5 separate regions of the Homo sapiens genome follow, and all the other regions are linked to region 1. Evidence: chromatin contacts called from ENCODE Hi-C or POLR2A ChIA-PET data. All regions are on one chromosome and are shown on one strand. Each heading gives the region's core, a stretch centred on a gene start or an enhancer-like site at or near the end of the contact. The rest is flanking DNA. Distances are from core to core; before and after follow the strand shown. Region 1 holds the start of NDUFA10 (NADH:ubiquinone oxidoreductase subunit A10). Region 2 holds the start of TRAF3IP1 (TRAF3 interacting protein 1). Region 3 holds the start of STK25 (serine/threonine kinase 25). Region 4 holds the start of PASK (PAS domain containing serine/threonine kinase). Region 5 holds the start of MTERF4 (mitochondrial transcription termination factor 4).

Region 1 (2,712 bases), core at 63-2,562:
CAAAAAACAGCAGACATGAACCCTAAAGCTTGTTAAATGGATTTCAGGTGCCCTCCAGGATCTAAAAACCAGACCCTCCTGCGTTGGGGACCGGGAATCCGTATTTTTGACAAAAAGCAATTCTTCAATTATAGAAACATCCATAGAACCGGCCGTAGTTTACACAGCTGCATTCCCACTGTTTTACAATCGCATGATCATTTCTGAAAAGTTGAAAACAAAGTTAAAGAATATTTAAGGGGTTAAGAACAAAAAGCCTGGGGAACACAAAAGATTATAAAAACCCTTCCCAACAGCAGGCATACTTGGAAGGAAACCTCACATGCAAGGCTCCTTCGTGGAGCCCAGAGCCCAGGTCCTGACGGGAGCACATTTTAAGAGATGGACTTGCCGGCGCGGTGGCTCACGCCTGTAATCCTAGCACTTTGGGAGGCCGAGGCGGGTGGATCACGAGGTCAGGAGATCGAGACCATCCTGGCTAACATGGTGAAACCCCGTCTCTACTAAAAATACAAAAAATTAGCCGGGTGTGGCGGCGGGCGCCTGTAGTCCCAGCTACTCGGGAGGCTGAGGCAGGAGAATGGCGTGAACCAGGGAGGCGGAGCTTGCAGTGAGCGCGATGGCGCCACCGCACTCCAGCCTGGGCGACAGAGCGGGACTCTGCCTCAAAAAAAAAAAAAAAAAAAAAAAAAAAAAAAAAAAAAAAAAGAGATGGACTTGGAGCGTGTGCTTTTGTTTTCTATGCTATTCAATGTGTTCACAGCAGGTCCCCTGGATGAGACCACTTAGCCTTCAGCTCCGGAGGCGACCCAGGCCGGCCTTGCCAGGTCCCTCTCCCTGACAGGCGCCCCGCGACAGGGGTCCCACCCCGTCCCTCCGCTCCTCGCCCCCTCTTTTTCCACTTTCCCTCCCCAGCGAGAACGTTCTGAGAGCTAGGAATGTTCTCTAGGAGGTCGCTTTGACGTCCACACCGCGCCTGGGGGATTCTGCGGGGAGCACAGGACCCTGGGACGAGACGCAGAAGTCGCTCCACGCCCTGGGCGGCCTCAGCTCCCGCGACACCGCAGCAACTCAGAACCCAGGCAGGGGCCGGGCAGCCAGCATGCTGCCCCCACGTTCACCTCCAACTCCCACCTCTCGGCCCTCGCCCCAACCCGCAGGACCCTGGCAGCGCACTGGCTGTCTCCGCGGAAGCCCCCGAGGGCCTCGGCGCGGCCCCGCCCCCTGGAAGGTTCCCGACAGGCGCCGCGGGCACCCCGGCCGTGACGTCACGGCAGCGCGCCGGCCGCGAGAGAGGGCCCCGTCGCGACCGCGTCCCCTTGGGTCCTTGATCCTGAGCTGACCGGGTAGCCATGGCCTTGCGGCTCCTGAAGCTGGCAGCGACGTCCGCGTCCGCCCGGGTCGTGGCGGCGGGCGCCCAGCGCGTGGTGAGCGGGCGGCGGGGTGGCAGGGTGGCGGGGTGGCAGGGTGGCGGGGTGGCGGGGTGGGGAGCAGTTCCACATCTCCCCCGGCCTCTGGCGGCGGCTCCCAGGTCGCTCTCCGGGTGGGTTTGGGGGACCCCTCCTGCCTCCGGAATTGTTTGGTCTTTGGTCGTGGACAGACCTCAGGGGGCCACGAGCTTCTCCAGGCCATTTTATCTCAGCTTTAAGCAAAACGCTGGAGCGCGGAGGTGATCAGGGCCCCGAGGCTGCCCTGATGCGGGAGGCCCGTGTGCAGGTGGCAGGCCGGGGGCACACGCGCTTGTCATTAGATAATTCACGTAGCAGCCCTGTCAAGAGCCGTTTAAAGGTCGGGCCCTGCTGGGTGCTTGGGTGATGCCATGTTGAGCAGACACGGAGTTCAGTGCTTGTGTCCGCTTCCTTTTGCCTTTACTCTGACTGACTACTCTCATTTCTTAGCATTTTGCCCCCACCTTCTTCAGTGAAATCGTTTCATACATTTGTAACACAGTTGGATTGCTTTGTCACATTCTGCCTTACATCTTGGGATCCTTCTACCTAATGCGTTTTTTAAAATGTGCATACATTGAGCGCATTCTTTGTGCTATAAGGTTCTATGGATTTTTTCTTTGTGCTATAAGGTTCTATAGGTTTTGACACGTGTGTAATAGCATGTCTCCACCATTATAGGTTCGTACAGAGTAGCTTCACTGCCTTAAAAAATTCCCCTCTGCTTTACCTATTAAACCCTTCTTTTTCTCCAACCCCTGACAACCACAGATCTCATTAACATTTCCATAGTTGCCTTTTCTGGAATGTCATATAATTAGAATCATACAATATATTGCCTTTTCAGACGCCTTGAATACTTGGAAATATCTATGTAAGATTCACTTATGTCTTCGTGGCTTGGTAACTCATTTCTTTTTAATCACTGAGTAATATCTCATTGCATGGATGTACTTCAATTCATTCAGCAATTGAAGGGCATCTTGGTTGCTTCAAGTTTTTGGCAATTATGAATAAAGCTGCTGTAATCGTGTACATGCAGATTTCTTTTTGGAAATACATTTTTATATCATTTGGGTAATACCTGGAAGAGCGATTACTCATGTAGTAAGACTAGTTTTCTAAGAAGCTGCCAAGCCATCTTCCAGAGTGACTGTGCCATTTGACTCCCACCAGAAGTGAAGGCTCTCCTTGTTGCTCTGCGTGCTCGCCAGCATGCGGGGCTGTCGGTTACTTTGGATTGCTATCCATTCTGATAGCTGCG
Region 2 (2,712 bases), core at 101-2,600, 1.7 Mb after region 1:
GAAAAGAGTGAGAAACAGAGCTTGAGGACCATCACCAGGTGAGGTCATGAGGCCCTGGAAGTCTGCAAGTCCAACCTGAATCCTAAATCCCAAAACACACCTCTGAGTTCCCACGTGCCCTTGGGTCCACCATGGAAATGGGTGCTGCGCCCGCTGCAGTGACGCTCCTGAGAGTTACCAGGGAGTTACCACGAGCCTTGACAGGTCCCACTCAACAGGGGATGTTTGTTGTGCAATTTCTATGTACCTTACCCAGTGCAGATCACCAGAGCCATGCTAATAAGCAAGCCAGGGTCTCCGTCACGGAGGAGCACACCATCCGCAAGTGGAAAAAGCTACAGAGACCACCAATCTCAACGTAGGGCAGGCTGTGCAGCTCTGTTACAGTCTTTCCTGCCAAGTCCCCCTACAGCCGCCTCCACTAAATCCACCCGCAGGCATTTATTAAGCACCCAAAATGTGGTATGGAGGGAAACTTTGGGGCAGAAGGGTTGTATAAAAAATATTATTTCCATTCTCCCAGGATTTAGGGAGTGCCTTCCACGTGCTACATACTTCAGGGCAAGCGAGAGGGGTTCTGCAAGGTTAGACGAGGCAGGAGTCACAGAAGCAGCTCTGCCAGCAATAATGGAAGATGCACTCTAAGGAAATACAAGGGCAGGCAGGGAAGAAGTAAGAATGCTCCTGAGGGCCCGGAGCCTCCTTGTAAGCGGCGGCCCGGAGCCGGGGGAGGGGCAGGACCTCCTCACGGAGGGCGCCGCGGAATTGGGCCTACAGGCCGGGCTCCCAGGCAGGGGCCGCACAGAACTCTCGCCCCGACCCCGGAACTGACCCCGGCCCCCGACCCGCACCCTGTGCCCGGCCCACACCCGGCCCTGAACAGGTCCCCGACCTGCACCCCGAGCCCGGCCCACACCCGGTTCACACCCGGCCCGGGCCCCGACTCCGGCCCAGCCCCGGCCCCCGACCCGCACCTGAGCCCGAGCCCGGCTCGCACCCGGCGCCACCCGGCCCGGGCCCTGACCTCGGCGCCCACCGGAATCCCGACCCGCACCTGGCCGGGCCCGGTCCCCGGCGCCCACCTCCGTGATGATGTCGTGCAGGTAGCGGAACGGGGGCTTGCTCAGCAGCTTCTCGGTCAGCGGCGGCCTCCGAATCACTTTCCCCAGCGCCTCCTGCGTCCGCCTCACCACCGCCGCGTTCATGACGGCGTCCGCCGCCCGCTGGCCGCCCGCGCCCCTCAGCCGGCCTGGCCGAGCCTAAGCCCGGGTCCCTGGCCGCCGCCGGCCCCGCCGCCGCCGCCGCCCGGTCCTGCCAGGACGCGCCGCTCCGGTTTCCATCCCACAGTGCACCGGAGCCCACCACAGCGCCTGCGCGGCCGCCGCAGGGCGTTCGGTCACTAGGGCTGCGCGGCCTTAGCAACGGACGCGCCGCGGCGCCCCGCCCCCTGCCCGCCTTCCAGCGCCCGCGCAGGCAGGAGTGGGGGTTCCGCGGGAGGGATTTGCGGGAGTGCGGCTGTGCCAGAGCAGGCGGGGCGCGGCGGGGCGGGGAAAGGGGATCTGGGATCGGGCGCCTGGCCCCTCCTCTGCCGAGCGACGGCCTCGGGAAGCCGGTGTTCGCTCGCGTTAGAGGCGACTGCCTGAGGACTGATTAAGAACAAGGTAACCTCCAAGATCTGTGCCGCCTGTTTCCCAAATCTCAAGGGCTTTCGAAGGCACTGGTTCATCGGAGGGGACGGCACTAAGTTATCCCAAAACACACGGAATAGAAAATACGCTGTCCTGGCTGGTAATTAATAAGGCTTCTTGGGCAAGTCACCTGTTTTCTCTGAGACTTCACTTCTGCTCCCACAAAGCAGGACTAGTGTGCCCGCTGCCTAACCCACCTCCCAAGAAGGTAAATGGTGACTAAATGCTGTGTCGGTGCTCTGAAACCGGGACAAAGCCATGCCTAGTTGTCCTACTAGGTGTCCGTGATTCTTTACCACCTGTCCTCTGTCCATCATGCACAGGCCTACCGCAGAAATCCTTCCGGCGATTTGAGAGCTCTGGGGTCTGTAGTTCTTCTAATGAGAACACCATTATAACCTTTTTTTTTTTTTGAGACGAAGTCTGACTCTGTCGCCCAGGCTGGAGTGCAGTGGCACGATCTTGGCTCACTGCAACCTCCACCTCCCAGGTTCAAGTGATTCTCCTGCCTCAGCCTCATGAGTAGCTGCGACTTCAGGCTCCCGACACCACACCAGCCTCGCTTTTGCATTATTAGTAGAGACGGGGTTTCACCATGTTGGCCAGGCAGGTCTGGAACTCCTGACTTCAGGCAATCCGTCCGCATCGGCCTCCCAAAGTGCTGGTATTACAGGTGTGCGCGACCGCCCCCATTATAACTTTTAAATTGACCTTCATTTTTACCATTTTCAGGCCTCCTCATTTTTTGTGGAGATCTAAATCGCCATCTGGTGTCATACCCCTCCTGTCTGAAGAACTTCCTTTAATATTTCTTCTAGCACAGTTCAGTTGGTAATGGAAAAGTTATACAGACAACCAATTTCAATGCCAGTCAGGCTGTATGGTTTATCAACAAATACTAAATTGCATTTTTATAGTTTTCCTTCCATGTCCCCCTATAACCACCTCCAGTAAATTCAGCCACAAATATTTATTAAGCATAGAAGTATAGAATTCTAGAGTTGGGAGGTCAGGAGTTCGAGAC
Region 3 (2,712 bases), core at 109-2,608, 1.5 Mb before region 1:
CAGCGATTACTGACCACACGAAGGCCAGAGATGCAGCAGGCATCTATTTACATGCATTAAATACATATATTATCTTCATGCATTTACACATTCATTCAACAAACATTACTGAGCGCCTGCCGTGGGCTGGCATGGTCCTGGGCACAGCTCCGCTTGCAGGAAGCCCACTTTCTCCTGGGGAGTCAAAGCACAAACAAAGCCAAGTCAGTACGTAAAGAAGCAGGGGTGATGAGAGATGCGGACCCAGGAGGGGTTCAAGGGGCTGTCCTGGACGCATGACAGGGAAGCATAGCTTCTTAAAGGACTCGGCAGTGCACCATGAGAAGACACGCACCAGGGAGCAGAGAGAAACGCCAGAACCCTCTCGAAGAAGGAGGGATGTGAGGAGGTCAGGATAGTCACCTGTGCTGAGCCATCATGGAGAGTGAGGGCCTGTAAGGGTGGACACAGTATGCAGGAGGGACAAATCTTCCTCACCGGACAGGTGGGGATCCCTGCGGTGCACTAGGGGAATGCACACAGGGGGCACTATGACCTGGCGGCCCACGGGGCACGGGGACGCACCAGGTAGCCTTGGGATCTGCAAGTCCCTCCCGGACCCTGGGGAGTGCCATGACGGCTTCCAGCAGCAGTCACTGTCCTGGGCGCGTCCCGCGCTCTAGCCCAGGTGGGTCCCACAACGGTGTGACCAAGGACGTCCTATGACCACCCCTTGACAGGTAAGGAAACTGAGGCAGGAGAGGCGAAGCAACTCGCCCAAGGAATGGGCTGTGCCGGTAGCTTCTCCAAGGCCTGGTGCGCCCTGGCCTGTGCGCGTGATCCCGGGCGGGGTCTCAGTACGAACAGGGGCTTCGCGATGTGGCCAGCGCGGGCTTATCTCCGTGCCGTGACGACAAGGCTAGAAGCCTGGGCGGCCGCGGTGGATCCTCGTGGCGAGGCGGGGAGGGCGCCGGGCCTCACTGGCCCGCTCGAACCAGGGCTGCGCAGGGCAGAGCCCAAGGGAGAGGGCCGCGCGGCCGCCGTAACGTCGGAGACGACGCCTGGCAGGCGCCAGCAAACGCAGAAGACCCGCGAGGGCGAGGCAGGGAGGGCGCGACGCGACAACGACCACGTGCCCCGCCCGCCCAGGCGCGCGGCCTGCCGGGAGACGCAGTCCAAACCTTTCGGGAGCAGGACTAGGGGTCCCAGAGAGCCTCGCGGCGCGCATGCGAGCCCCGGCCCCCTCTCGCGCAGCCTGCCGGGACTTGTAGTCCAACGCCAGCAGGCTTCCGGGCCCGGAGTGGGCGGTGGGACTCGGGGTCCCAGAGAGCCGTGCGCGGGCCGCGACGCCGAGCACCGCCCTCGCCGTCGCCTCCGGGCTTTCTCCGGTCGCTGCCGCCACCACCGTTGCTTCGCGGGCTGGGAGGCCCGGGGTCCCCGGGCGAACAGAGGCTGCGGGTGGGAGCCTTCGCGGGCGCTGCAGAGCGGGCCGGGGGAGGCCGGGATGGAGCCCCGCGGAGGTGGGCGCGCTGCCGGGCGGGGCGCTTGCGGCGATTGGGGAGGGGGCAGAGGGAGGGGCCCGGGGCGGGGCTCGGTGGCGGGGACACCGGGGCGGGGGCACCGGGAGGAAGCTGCCTTGGAAGAGGTGGGGGCGGCGACGGGAGGGGCGGCGAGCCCCCGGGAGCCTGGGCGTTAGGCCCGGGCGTGGCGGGGCCCCGGCGGCCTGGGGGGTCTCCTGGGCCCCCCCCCACCCATGGAGCCCGCCGCCCCGGAGGTCGGTCTCAGATGACTGAACTGGGCACCGAGCGCCCCTGGTGTCCCTCGCAGTGGACTGACGCCGCAGGGGCGAGCTAGCCGGCTCCGCGCCTCTCCGCGGGATCCAGACGCCTCCTGGGGCTGCTGGCGGAGGGTCTGAGGCGGCGCGGCCATGGCTCACCTCCGGGGATTTGCCAACCAGGTGAGAAGGGTGCAGGTCAGGAAGACTAGCGGCCTCTCACCGAGGGGCTCCAGAGTCTCCTGGGGGTTCAGAGGGGAGCGCCACGCCGGAGCGGGCAGTGGGGTGAGGGAAGGAGCGCGCGTCGTGCGACCAGCGGAGCCGTCCTGAGGTGGGCGCAGGGCGGCCCCGGGGCTCTGCCGTGTGCCTGTGGCGTTTTGCGTGGCAGAAGCTCGCAGGCCTCTAGAAACCGAGCCCCTGGTGGCTCCGCCTGTGCGAGGGCGGTGGAGGTGCGTGAAGAGACACCGGCGCAGGGACGGGGCGCTGCCCCCAGCGCGGGGCGGGAACCTCATGTCAGCATCCGAAGGCAGTGGAAGGTCGGGGGCCACCCTGCGGCCTCGGCCTGGGCCGCGGGTCATTCTGGCCGTGTTGGGCTGGGCAGGGGCTGTAGGGGAGACCCTGGCGGGCGCTGAGGGGCTGAGATTGTGGAGAAGCAGATCTGAGTGGCCGGTGTGCAGGGAAAGCAGAGAACACGTGTGTGCTTTGGCCCAGGGGAGGGTGAAAAGGCTGCTCTGTCAGGACCGTTTAACCCCTGCGACGGGCGGTTGCCCGAACATGAGACTCATCTTTCTTCTTTAAAGAAGTCGTTTCCACTATGGAGCCACCTTTAAGCGTCTGGTGGGACAGCCTCGGAGGGAGCCACTACGGCGAGCCCTTAGCCTGGAATGAGGACCAGCTGCTGGTGCCAAAGGGCTTGCCGGGGAAGGAGGGTGGGGTCAGCCAACCTGGGGCCTGGGGAC
Region 4 (2,712 bases), core at 68-2,567, 1.1 Mb before region 1:
CTCGCGCCGCCGCTCTCCCCCTAGCTCTGGGTCCTTCCCGGCCGCTGCCGCCCCCGGGCCGGGGCTCCCCCGAGGTCCAGCGCCTCCCCCGCTCCCCCGGGTCCGGCTGTCAGCTGTCAGGGGGCCGCGCGGCGGCGGCCAGAGGCAGGACGTGGAGTTTCTCTCAGGCACGGAGCAGTTCCAGCCCGCAGCTCCCCCCGCCCGCTGGGCCCTTGGGCCGCCGCCCGCAGGGGCCGCTCACCCTCCATCATCTCCTGCGACTGTTGCTGCCCCGCGCCGCGTTCCGCCGCCATGTTGGCTGCTCTTCCCCTTTCCGGAATCTGTCGCCTCAGACCCCTCAGCCAATCAGGGCTCCCGCCTCAGAGCCGGCCCTGCCAATGGGATTCCGGCGCGGCGACTTCAGCCGCGCCGCGCCTGCGTGGGCCCAGCGCCTCATGGGAGTTGTAGTTCCGTCATGAGGCCGCGCGCCGCGCCTCCCCCAGAGCAGGTAATTTCAGGCGGCGGAGCCGGAACAGTCTGGAGGCGAGAAGCTGGGAAGGAAAGCAGAGGGAGTCGAAGCGGGACGCACAGAGCCGTAGCTGCAGGCAGACGGAGTGGACGTCTAGGCAGAGTGGAGAGACGCCCTGGGCTTGAGAGTTGACTTATGTCACTGTCTCGACCTCGGAGGCGTGGAGGGGCCGCGGGCCAGGCGGATCTTTCCGTGGCTGCAAGGTGCGGGCCAGTCCTACGTGCATCCCTGACCTCTGCGAGCCTCGCTGGCTGCGTCTGTACAATGGGCCGAACGGCAAGAGCAACAACATTCTCCCGGCGTCCCCGCGCGGATTTTACCCATGCGAAATGCCGCCTTCTCTTGACGCTCGGAGCAGGCGGGCAGGTGCGGGGCACTTGCGCTGGTGGGGCCGCTAGCCAGCTGGCTGGCTCCGGGGCGCCAGCTGGGCTCCCCTTGCAAGTCGTTCCCAGCCCAGTGCGGACGCTGCAGCCTTCGTCTACCCTGCGGAGCCACCCGGCCCATGAACGAGCCGCCCCGCGTCCTCCGCCTTCAGAAAGAGGCCTCCAAGAGGCGAGCTCTGCGCTACTCACCCATTTTGATCGCGAGTCGGGAGGAAACCGCATCTGCCCGGCCCGGGGGCGGAGGCGCCCATTATTCCTTTGGCTCCTCCGAAGCGCCGTAGGGGTGTTTGGTGCGTCCCTAGCAACCCTTAGCGCGGGCTTCTAGACTCTGGCTAGCTTAGTCCCGCCCATACGCGCAAGTGGCTGGTCCGTGGAGCTTGTCAATCGGTGCTAGTCGCTGTGCGATTGGTCGGTGGGATAAAAGCGCGGAAGGGCTCCTTTCCGTGGTGTGTAGCCGGCTTGGCGTGACCCTCGCCTGATCCAGGTGAGATACCTGCGCTCGGGAGAGCGGGCCGGGCTCCGCCATCTCCCCAGGGCGGCTGTGGGGCCTGCGCGGCTCCGCGCCCCTGGCCCAGGAGGATCCGCCGCCCGACTCTTAGACCAGCCCGACCCCGGGTCTCCCGCCCCTGCGCCCGTCGCCCTTCGCGCACCGCCGAGCCCGCGTCCTCTCCGTGCCCAAATCGCGGCGGGGTTGCGGCCGTTGGCCCTGGGCCCCGCGCCCCCAGCGTCTTCGGGGTGCCCTTCAGTGTAGCCTGCCCGGTGGGCGCCGAGGCCCCGCGCCTCGGGTCGCCTCGGGACCCTGCGCTCTCTTCACCGCAGCCGGCCCTGCGGGGCGAGCTCCAGGAGAACCAGCCCGGATCCCGCCAGCCTCCTGCACTGGGCGTGTGGGTCCCTGCGGGCTCAGCCGGCGCCGCGGGGTCGGGGGCGCGCGCCGCCGGCGCTCGTGGTTACAGCAAAGACCTGGACTTGAGCCTTAATTTTTTCACTAATTTTTCTTTCCCAGAGTACGGCAGGGGCCTGCGCTGCCGTCTTGAGGCCTTTCTCGTCCTTACCTTCCGCATCTCAGTACCATTCGATGTCCATTTTTCTCTTAGGGGTTCCCTCTCTTCATCTTTCTGCTGCTACCTTAATTTAAGACTTTATAATTTCTTGCCTGGATTACTGTAGCCTTTCTCCTGCTTTCCAGCCTTGCACCGACATGGTCCCTGGAGTAATCTTTGTAAAATGCATATCTGGCCATGTTACTCCTAAGCATTGAATCCTTAAAAGTTCATTTTGGGGATAAAATTAAGACTTTGGGCAGGCATAGGAGGCTCTGGGCTCATGCTTGGCCCTTCCAGGCCCACGTCCACCTACTCTTCTGGGTACTGAACTCCTCTCTGGGAGGCTTTGCCTCTGAAAGACTTCTTCACTCTGCTTGGTAGGGCCCGGCTCTGCAGGTGCCTCCTCCAGGACTGACATCCTTGCTGTGTTCTACTGCACTGTTCACCTTGTTGGCCTCATCCTGAAACTGGTTCTCCTTTTTGTTGTACAGCTGTGCTGACAGCAATGGGAGCTGTTTGCTTCTTAGCTTATGTTCTGGTGGGAGGGGGACAGTTGCTTCTAGAAGTTCGCCGAGATGCTCCCTGCAAAGTTGTCCTTGCTTCTGTTTGGTCTGAGGTGGGGTCACTTGTGTCTTCTGGAATCAAAACTAGCAATGGGAATATGGTTACTCGGTGGCACCATTAGGTGCTGTCTGCTGGGTTTGGGTTCCCGTGTCTGCAGCTCACAGTGGATACAAAGGACAATTTTAAAAATTTGGGCCTGGACGTGCAGGTATTT
Region 5 (2,712 bases), core at 213-2,712, 1.1 Mb before region 1:
TTAGGCTTTTGGTGTAGCATTAACACAATTTATTGTGAGATGTTGACAGTTGAGTATTTTGAGAAGAAAATTACATTATAAAAAACAACAAAGGCAACCAATTTTTTTTTTCCTTTTGTTTTTTGAGACAAGGTCTTGCTCTGTTACGCAGGCTGGAGTGCAGTGGTGCAATCATGGCTCACTGCAGCCTCAACCTCCTGGACTCAAGTGATCCTCCCACTTCAGGCTCCTGAGTAGCTGGGACTACAGGTGCACGCCACTACTCCCGGCTAATTTTTTATTTTTTGTAGAGACAGGATTTTCCTATGTTGCTCAGGTTGGTCTTGAACTCCTGAGCCCAGGCAATCCCCCCCACCTCAGCCTCTCACAGTGCTGGGATTACAGGCGTGGGCCACTGCACTCTGCCAAAGCAACCAATTCTTTAGTTTCTACACGGATTAGAACCTTCCTTTTCTTTGACATAATCCTTTTGTCAAAAGACAGTTTTACATAAATTGTTTGGCACCCCACTCCATGCCTGGCGCAAAGCAGATATGTAAATGTGTGCCCATGCAAGAATCAAATCCTTTATGTCAGTCCAGAATGAAGTAGATAAAACAAGAAATGCTTATAAATTAAGGCTTTGGTGGCAGGATTTAGGCAGCTGAGAAAGCACACCTTTTTATTCTTCACAAGCATCACCTTGTGAAAGATGCCTACGCTCTTAGGTCGAGAGAGGAAATTTAAGAATGAATACACATTGGGCTAAAACTTTACTATATTTCATCCTAAGAGGGAACCAGACCTCGAAGTTGGGAAGGCTCTTGCTTATAAAGGGAAATGTGCCGTAATTCCTGTCATTTTACTTGGGTCTTTTAAAAACGGCAAATTCTCATCTTCCACTGGCTGAGAGTAAAAAGAAAGAAAAGCGGTAAAGACTTCTTTTTGTGCGTAGGTGGCCCCGGTGTTCACGCTGAATACAGATTTTTACACAATAAAATCTTAAATATCTCTACATGGAACGGAATCCATTTTTCCTGCCTCGGGAAGGATTTCTGCGCTCTCGGGTGAAGTTCCCGAAGCAAGGAACCAGTTCCCCTCTACCTGTACTCTTGAGAGGAATTCTCAGGTCATCTGAAACACAAGTATGGGCCAGGACGACCCATTCGTTCACGCGGCCCAGAGCTCTGCGAAACGGGACACGGCAGTGCAACGGGAACAACCGGACACCGAGGCCCCCGAAGGCTGAGGCCGCGGCAGAGGCGGCGGCACGGTGACGGGCGCGACTCCGGCCTTCCGGCTTTCTAAGGGGCGGCCCCGGGACACCTGAGCCCCGCGGGGCCGTGAACGCTCAGCACAGCTCCGGGCCGGAATCACGATCCACCACACCGCGCTGGCGCTGGGAACGGCGTCGGTGACGGACCGGGGGCCGGAAGTGAAGGACGGGGGAGGACCGCTGCTTCCGGCGCCGTAACTGCTGCCATCTTCTCCGCGCTATGGCTGCGTTCGGCCGTCAGGTAAGCTCGAGCTGGGCGCGCGGGCTTCTCCGGGTCGCAGGCGGGCGGGCAGCGACGCAGAGGAACCGCGGCCGCCGAGTGTTTCACGGCCAGGTCGTGGAGCCCTCCCGGAGGTCCGTGCACGCTGACCTGGTTTTGGCATCCTGGACCCGTGGCTCTGCTCAATTATTGTGGGATATAGAGTTGACATTTTTTTTTTTTGAGACAAAGTCTCGCTCTGTCTCCAGGCTGGAGTGCAATGGCGCGATCTCGGCTCACTGCAACCTCCGCCTCCCGGGTTCAAGCAATTCTACTGCTTCAGCCTCCCAAGTAGCTGGGATTACAGGCGCCCGCCACCATGCCTGGCTAATTTTTGTATTTTTAGTAGAGACGGGGTTTCACCGTGTTGGCCAGTCTGGTCTGTAACTTCTGGCCTCAGGTGATCCACCCGCCTCGAACTCCCAAAGTGCTGGGATTACAGGCGTGAGCCACCGCGCCCGGCCTGAGTTGACTGTTGAACAAGAGTTTGAACTTCACAAGGAAGATAACATGTACTTTTCATTAAGAGGAAGCGGAATCAGCATAGAGGTCTTTAGGCTTGAGCCCAGTTCCACGGGCCGCGCCCGCTGACCCCAGCGACTGCCAGGTGTTCCTGGCGGAGGGAGCATCTGGACAGGGGAGGCTGGAGAGCAGCCAGAGCTTGGGCTTGGCAGGGTGGCCCCAGGGCGACAATCGATGACGCTGGAGAAGGGGTTGGGACCGATGTGAAGGTTTTAGAGCAGGGGTTCCCCAACCCCCGGTACCGTCCCTTGCCTATTAGGAACCAGGCTGCACAGCAGGAGGTGAGCGGCAAGTGAGCCAGCCAGACTGTATTTACAGCCGCTCCCTTCGCTGGCATTACCGCCTGAGCTCCGCCTCCTGTCAGACCAGCCGCCTTAGATTCTCACTGGAGCGCGAACCCTATTGTGAACTGCGCCTTTGAGGGGTCCAGGTTGCGCTCCTTATGAGAATCTGATGCCCGATGATCTGTCACTGTTTCCCATCAACCCCAGATGGCACCTCCTGGTTGTAGGAAAACAAGCTCAGGGCTCCCAGTGATTCTACATTATGGTGAGTTGTATAATTATTTCATCTTATATTACAACGTGAAAATAACAGAAATAAAGTGCACAACAAATGTAATATGCTTGAATCATCCTGAAACCCCTCACCAGTCTGTGGAAAAATTGTCTTCCAT

Evidence for each region. A loop is a pair of places that touch in the nucleus more often than their neighbours do. ChIA-PET counts read pairs that join two places held with the same protein, here RNA polymerase II (POLR2A). Pooled maps may share reads with other maps.
Region 2: a loop to region 1 is called in a pooled map, with 15 times the contacts of the local background. The contact joins the promoter of TRAF3IP1 here to the promoter of NDUFA10 in region 1. A Hi-C loop is called at or near these places in 9 of 50 pooled maps. POLR2A ChIA-PET finds 5 or more read pairs at or near these places in 2 of 52 experiments (H1 and activated CD8-positive, alpha-beta T cell).
Region 3: a loop to region 1 is called in a map of CD8-positive, alpha-beta T cell, with 6 times the contacts of the local background. The contact joins the promoter of STK25 here to the promoter of NDUFA10 in region 1. A Hi-C loop is called at or near these places in 2 of 168 maps with a recorded cell type or tissue (CD8-positive, alpha-beta T cell and naive thymus-derived CD4-positive, alpha-beta T cell) and 6 of 50 pooled maps.
Region 4: a pooled map shows a loop between it and region 1 (18-fold over the local background). The contact joins the promoter of PASK here to the promoter of NDUFA10 in region 1. A Hi-C loop is called at or near these places in 6 of 50 pooled maps. POLR2A ChIA-PET finds 5 or more read pairs at or near these places in 4 of 52 experiments (MCF 10A, WTC11, activated CD4-positive, alpha-beta T cell and 1 more).
Region 5: a map of transverse colon shows a loop between it and region 1 (17-fold over the local background). The contact joins the promoter of MTERF4 here to the promoter of NDUFA10 in region 1. A Hi-C loop is called at or near these places in 1 of 168 maps with a recorded cell type or tissue (transverse colon) and 4 of 50 pooled maps. POLR2A ChIA-PET finds 5 or more read pairs at or near these places in 1 of 52 experiments (WTC11).

Annotation. Positions count from the first base shown.
Region 1 is chr2:240,023,942-240,026,653 of GRCh38, reverse strand. It overlaps NDUFA10 (NADH:ubiquinone oxidoreductase subunit A10), which reads left to right and starts at 1,312. Exons shown (of 10, transcript NM_004544.4): 1 at 1,312-1,427. The coding sequence starts at 1,353. RefSeq lists an enhancer at 488-1,317 and a silencer at 1,126-1,385.
Region 2 is chr2:238,319,156-238,321,867 of GRCh38, reverse strand. TRAF3IP1 (TRAF3 interacting protein 1) reads right to left here and starts at 1,350. Exons shown (of 17, transcript NM_015650.4): 1 at 1,083-1,350. The coding sequence starts at 1,205. RefSeq lists silencers at 857-1,086, 1,217-1,696.
Region 3 is chr2:241,507,230-241,509,941 of GRCh38, reverse strand. It overlaps STK25 (serine/threonine kinase 25), which reads left to right and starts at 1,358. Exons shown (of 12, transcript NM_001271977.2): 1 at 1,358-1,499; 2 at 1,807-1,936. The coding sequence starts at 1,907. It overlaps LOC107985788 (a long non-coding RNA gene), which reads right to left and starts at 1,070. Exons shown (of 2, transcript XR_001739177.2): 1 at 845-1,070; 2 at 47-504. RefSeq lists silencers at 954-1,723, 2,004-2,053 and an enhancer at 2,484-2,533.
Region 4 is chr2:241,148,077-241,150,788 of GRCh38, reverse strand. It overlaps PASK (PAS domain containing serine/threonine kinase), which reads left to right and starts at 1,317. Exons shown (of 18, transcript NM_015148.4): 1 at 1,317-1,375. PPP1R7 (protein phosphatase 1 regulatory subunit 7) reads right to left here and starts at 322. Exons shown (of 10, transcript NM_002712.3): 1 at 242-322. The coding sequence starts at 293. RefSeq lists silencers at 1-240, 1,371-1,730, 1,791-1,850, 1,901-1,950 and enhancers at 531-690, 2,204-2,363.
Region 5 is chr2:241,101,037-241,103,748 of GRCh38, reverse strand. It overlaps MTERF4 (mitochondrial transcription termination factor 4), which reads left to right and starts at 1,462. Exons shown (of 4, transcript NM_182501.4): 1 at 1,462-1,496. The coding sequence starts at 1,476. RefSeq lists enhancers at 1,136-1,675, 1,676-2,215.